2 separate regions of the Mus musculus genome follow, and region 1 is linked to region 2. The links are chromatin contacts, found by Hi-C or POLR2A ChIA-PET in ENCODE. All regions are on one chromosome and are shown on one strand. The core of a region is the stretch at or near the end of the contact, and the rest is flanking DNA. Distances in the headings are between cores, read along the strand shown.

Region 1 (2,700 bases), core at 124-2,623, 110 kb before region 2:
CGGTCACCCAGTGGCGGAAGAACCTCACGCTACGACGTGACACCTCACACCACCGCGGAGACTTTCTGACGTTACGCTGGCGGCGTGGGAGGGGCGGGTCCGCCGGCACTTCCCCTTCCCGGCTTTGGCCCCGCCCACCCTCGTTGTGAAGCAACCGCGGCCGCCAGCATTTAAGGTGGCTCAGAACCTAGAGGTGCGCTAAGCGCCTGCGCGGCTCCTTTTCCGCCCCAGGGGCTAGGCCGGTCGGAGCCACGGCTCGAGCCTCTCCTCTGTTCCGGAACTAACCGCCTGGCGGCGCTCCCCGCGCCCCTCCCCCGCCGGCGCTTCCGCCCGCGCTCCTCCCTCTCCTTCTCCAGCGACGCGCACGCGCGCCAGGCCGGCTCGCGCCCTCTCGCTGTCCACCGGCCCGCGAGATCCCCCCTCCCCTTCCGCCTCGCGGCGCTTCCTCGCGCCGCCGTCTTCTCGATCCACCCCTGACACCGCGGGGCTCCCCCCGCCCGCCAACGGCGGGTCCCCTGCTTGGCGATCTCTTTCGCTTCCCGCGCTCTCCAGCAGGGGCCCGGCCCCAGGCCCTCTTTCCCTTCCCTCTTATTTCTCTTCCGGACGCTGCCATCATGTTGAAGCCTCAGCCGCCACAACAGACCTCCCAACCCCAGCAGCCGCCCCCCACGCAACAGGCCGTGGCTCGCCGGTCTCCCGGCGGGACCAGCCCTCCCAACGGCGGCCTCCCGGGACCGCTGACCGCCACCGCGGCTCCCCCGGGGCCTCCCGCAGCGGTCTCTCCGTGCCTGGGGCCTGCAGCCGCTGCCGGCAGCGGACTTCGCCGCGGAGCCGAAAGCATCTTAGCGGCGTCAGCGCCGCCGCAGCATCAAGAAAGGCCAGGGGCAGTGGCTATCGGCAGCGTCAGGTGAGGACGGGGCTTCCTGGCTAGGGAGAGCCCGGGAGGCAGCGCCCCGGCTTGGAGCTGTTGAGGGGGCTCTTGGGGGCCCAGGACCCCGTGAAGGAGGGGGTGGACCCTCGTGCCAACAGGTCGGAGAGAAAGCTCTCCGGGAGGTCTCCAGGAGCCTGGGGGCAGCGCTCGGCTCTCTGGGCCTAGTCACCTCTTGGGGGTCTGGGCCCTGAGGGGAGGCGGGGCGCATCCCGCCAGCTCCGTCGGCAAAGGGTGTTGGGGGGGTTGAGGAGGTGATGGGGTCCCTAGCTCCATTACCACGAAGGATCTCGCGGTCCCCGGCTTCAGCCAATGGGGAGTCAGCTGCATGAAGGGGTCCCCGACTGTAGCCAATGGGGGGGGGGCGCGCGGCCCACAGTTTGGCCAATGGGGAGGGAGGGACTTGGGAGCGGATTGTTCCCTCCTCTTCCCGGTGTAGCCAGTGAGAGGGGGACGGGGTGGGCGGGGGCGCGGAAGCAGCGGCTACTGGGAAGACTGCGGGCTGGGAAGCTCCTGCGCGCGCGCTCCCCGGGCGTACGTGCGCGCGGATGCTGTCTTATGACTCGGGCATTGGCTTGCCCCGGTAACACGTAGAGCAGAGGCGGAGGAGGGAGGGGTTATTTGGAGGGTTTAGGGGCGTTTGGTGTCGGTGAGTGGGGAGTGGGTGCCCTCGGTTTTTCTCGGTGTGTCAATGCGATAGAAAGAGGCACTGGACGCAGGCGCAGTGGCTTCTGTTCTAGAGCGGGTGGTGGAGCGCGATGGGCTGTAGTGCGCAGGCGCAGACCGGGCGAGGCATCCCGGTGGATGGTTTTTGCGGCTGCGCGGTCCCCCAGCCCAGCCAACGGCCCCCTCCTCGCCCTCCTCAACTGCCGGTTACATCAGCCGTCGAGGAGCTGTGTTACCTGGCGTTTGGGGATCCCTTCAGAGTGGGTAACAGGCTGAATGAAAATAATGAGGGCGAAAGGGTGGGGTGTGGAGAATATACTTCTCCTGGGATTTGGAATCCAAGGCTCCTGAAAGCTTTTTTTCCTTTGGGAGGTAATGTGTCTAAGCTCAGAGGTGCTGCGTTTGGGATGCCCGGGCTTTCGCCTTCACAGCTGAAGTGTGCTGTTGGTTTAATACTATAGCAGTGGTTTATCGGAAGAGTGAAGGACTGTCCCTTAGAGGAAGTCAGGTTGTATTGCACTGACTGTTAGGAACATTTGACAGCTATTGTTTATTGAATATTTTGTTGACTTTTTTAAAATCTTGAATTCGGAGAAAATGTTTTAGCAGTTAATGCCTACTTTCTTCTTTAATGTGAGAACTTGAAAAGTCTTGCTTGTTAATCAGTCTATAGCCTAAATCAGCAAGTTGACCTGGTACATTGGTCTAGGGTTCACTACTAATTAAAACTATTTCTCTCTTTCTTTTTTAATAGGGGACAGACCACCGGAAAGGGACCCCCACAGTCACCCGTGAGTGCCTTCTTTTCCTCCTGTAAAGACACTCGGAAGACAGACAGTGTGGGACAATCTGAGAAGAGAGTATTCACCTGCTGCCCTTTACTTTTTTCTCGTGTGACAGGTGTTTGAAGGTGTCTATAACAATTCCAGGATGCTGCATTTCCTGACAGCTGTAGTGGTAAGTAACAGCTTTAACCTGGGTGTCTGAGGAATATGCTGTTTCAGTTTCTTAAAATGACTAAATGGTTCACCTTGCTAGGGTTCTACTTGTGACGTAAAGGTGAAAAATGGCACCACTTACGAGGGCATTTTCAAGACTCTGAGCTC
Region 2 (2,700 bases), core at 149-2,648:
CAGAGAAAGTCAGAGAACCCTCTGCTTATCAGTCTATGATTTAGTCATCGGGTATCAGGCGACAGGATATTGTGGAGGCATACCATCTCAGTGGCAGGCATCCATCACTTTATGGGCTCCTTATGAGGAAGTCATACTCTTGGTCTGGCCTACCTGATAAGTTCTTGGATCTGGTTTCCCCAGTTTGATTTTTTTAGGGGGGGGGGTCGGTTGAGACCGGCTTTTTCTGTGCAGTGCTGGCTGTCCTGGAACTCACTCTGTAGACCAAACTGGCCTTGAACTCACAGAGATTTGCCTGCCTCTGCCTCCCAAGTGCTTGATTAAAGTCTTGTGCCACCACTGCCCAGTGATGTCTGCATTTCAAAGAGAAGACTCTACCTTGAATTGCTGAGTTGTGAAAAGGCAAGGGGTTTATTAAGACATTAGAAGGATTAGCATATGCACAACCATGGTACTGACAGTACTTACATTTTTTTCAGTTAATTTCCACATGCATGAGTGAATGCCAGCAGGGTATTGACCAGCAGACAAACATTAAACCATCAAAGACCTCTCAGAATTCAGACCTTTCTGAGTTTTGAAGTTGTATTGTTTCCCAAACGAGCTAAGTGTGCATAGCATGTTGCTGGAAAGCGCAGCTAGCTCCCAGTCAGTCTACAATCACGAGCATGAACCCTGGTGCTCTGTAGTACATTGTGCAGATAAGCGGCAGCAAGGCCTTTATCAAGAGTAACCCCGCTGTAAACCGAGAAGCATTCATATTTCAATGATCAGGAAAGAGGAGCCAGAAGGAAGCCTCTTTTCTTTGCAACAGGGAAGTAAGTCTCTTATTTTAATTTGTAATTGTCTTAAAAAGTGTTTCTGAGTTGTGCTGTGCTATGACATATATTGTTTTGATATTGTGTTTGTAGAGTATTTCAGAGGTGACATGCATGAAGGTGTTTAGTGTGGAATGGAACTCCTGCCACACAGAGGTTGAGGACACAAAAGGAATCCACAGCCCAAGATCTTCAGCTTCTAACCTTAGTTCCACAAGGCTTTTTCTGTGGCTTCCGAGAATGAGGACTACAATTCCCAGGATGCGCCAGTCTTTCACCAACCAGGAAAATGGATTTCTCTAATGGGCGGGCCCTGGGGAAGGCTGGGTCAGGAGGAAATTTAGCCAATGGATGAACTGTACAGAATCGAAACCTTTTTTGATTGTACCAAAGAGATTGGAATCTTTGGCGCCTTTGTTTTAGTGGAGGGTAGGTGATAGACAGGTAAGTAGACCAATGAGAACGTGGATAGGCGGATCCAGAGCGTGTGGGCGGGAAGAGATGATGACCGGCAGGCTGTTCGTCCAATGAAAGGGACAGACGCTAATACGGTGGGCCGGTGACTGTGTAGAGGCCGGTGTTTGTGGAAGCAGTGTGGGAGATGGCGGAACCACTGAGGGGACGTGGTCCGAGGTCCCGCGGTGGCCGAGGCGCTCGGAGAGCCCGAGGCGCCCGTGGCCGGTGTCCTCGCGCCCGGCAGTCTCCGGCTAGGCTCATTCCAGACACCGTGCTTGTGGACTTGGTCAGTGACAGCGACGAAGAGGTCTTGGAAGTCGCAGACCCAGTAGAGGTGCCGGTCGCCCGCCTCCCCGCGCCGGCTAAACCTGAGCAGGACAGCGACAGTGACAGTGAAGGGGCGGCCGAGGGGCCTGCGGGAGCCCCGCGTACATTGGTGCGACGGCGGCGGCGGCGGCTGCTGGATCCCGGAGAGGCGCCGGTGGTCCCAGTGTACTCCGGGAAGGTGCAGCAAGGTCCCCAAGGAGGGTTGTTGGGGGAGTGCTAAGACTGGCGTGGCGGGTTTGGCTTGGGGCAGTGTGTGTGTGTGATGAATACTTTTAGATTGGAGATACGAGGGGGTCGGTAATGTTAGATGTATGGAGTTATCTGGGATTGTATCTTCGGGTAGAGGGAGGCTGAGAGAGATCGAGGGACGATCGAGGGAAGCTGGCCTTCTAGATGCGCTTCAGGGATTGGAGTCCTTAGAGAAGACAAGTGCTGGAATCGAGGGAAGAGCCATTCTTGTCTTAAGTAGGGTTGGCAGGATGTGAGACCCACCTCCTCTTCCCCCTTTTGTCTTCGTAGGTACAGAGCAGCCTCAACCTCATTCCAGATAATTCATCCCTCTTGAAACTGTGCCCTTCAGAGCCTGAAGATGGTAAGAGTGGGTTTGTCGGGAGTACCCTGCACTGGCTTCTCTGAGACTTCCTAGAGTTTACATCCCTGTAGTCAGTGATATCTCCCCCCCCCCCCCGCGCCCCCCCCTCGCTCCAGCACCCTCCGTCCCCCTGCCCCCACCCCCACCCCTTTTCTCTGTGCTTCAGTGGTATCTAGGGTCTGGAGAATGATGCTCAAGTGTTATCCAGTTGACACACAATTTTGATTCTAAGTGGTATTGGGAAAATGGACTCCTGAGTCTGAGATAGGGGAAAGTTATGGTCCATAAAGATGCTGGTTCATTAATCAGAAGTCACAGGAACCTACTTAATAGCCATGTCCACCCCTTCCCCTCTTCGGGTCCTAACGGGCATATGGATATGTTAGAGTGAAGTTTGAGGTACCTACCCTTGACATTTTGATCTGTGTTATCATAATAGGGGTGAAGGGAGTTCTGAGACTCTGTGACATCTTGTTACACTCCTACAGTGTTCCATTCCTTGGGAAC

What was found. Hi-C counts contacts between places; a loop is a spot of excess contacts on that map. ChIA-PET counts read pairs that join two places held with the same protein, here RNA polymerase II (POLR2A).
Region 1: POLR2A ChIA-PET joins it to region 2 with 13 read pairs in embryonic stem cell. The contact joins the promoter of 4930456A14Rik here to the promoter of Nfatc2ip in region 2. A Hi-C loop is called at or near these places in 2 of 37 maps with a recorded cell type or tissue (T-helper 17 cell and left cerebral cortex). POLR2A ChIA-PET finds 5 or more read pairs at or near these places in 5 of 5 experiments (Patski and embryonic stem cell).

What each region holds. Positions count from the first base shown.
Region 1 is chr7:126,501,107-126,503,806 of GRCm38, reverse strand. 4930456A14Rik (a long non-coding RNA gene) reads right to left here and starts at 1,373. Exons shown (of 3, transcript XR_869939.3): 1 at 1,208-1,373. It overlaps Atxn2l (ataxin 2-like), which reads left to right and starts at 370. Exons shown (of 22, transcript NM_001361487.1): 1 at 370-907; 2 at 2,349-2,385; 3 at 2,495-2,551; 4 at 2,633-2,700. The coding sequence starts at 615.
Region 2 is chr7:126,395,435-126,398,134 of GRCm38, reverse strand. It overlaps Nfatc2ip (nuclear factor of activated T cells, cytoplasmic, calcineurin dependent 2 interacting protein), which reads left to right and starts at 1,398. Exons shown (of 8, transcript NM_010900.3): 1 at 1,398-1,779; 2 at 2,121-2,193. The coding sequence starts at 1,420.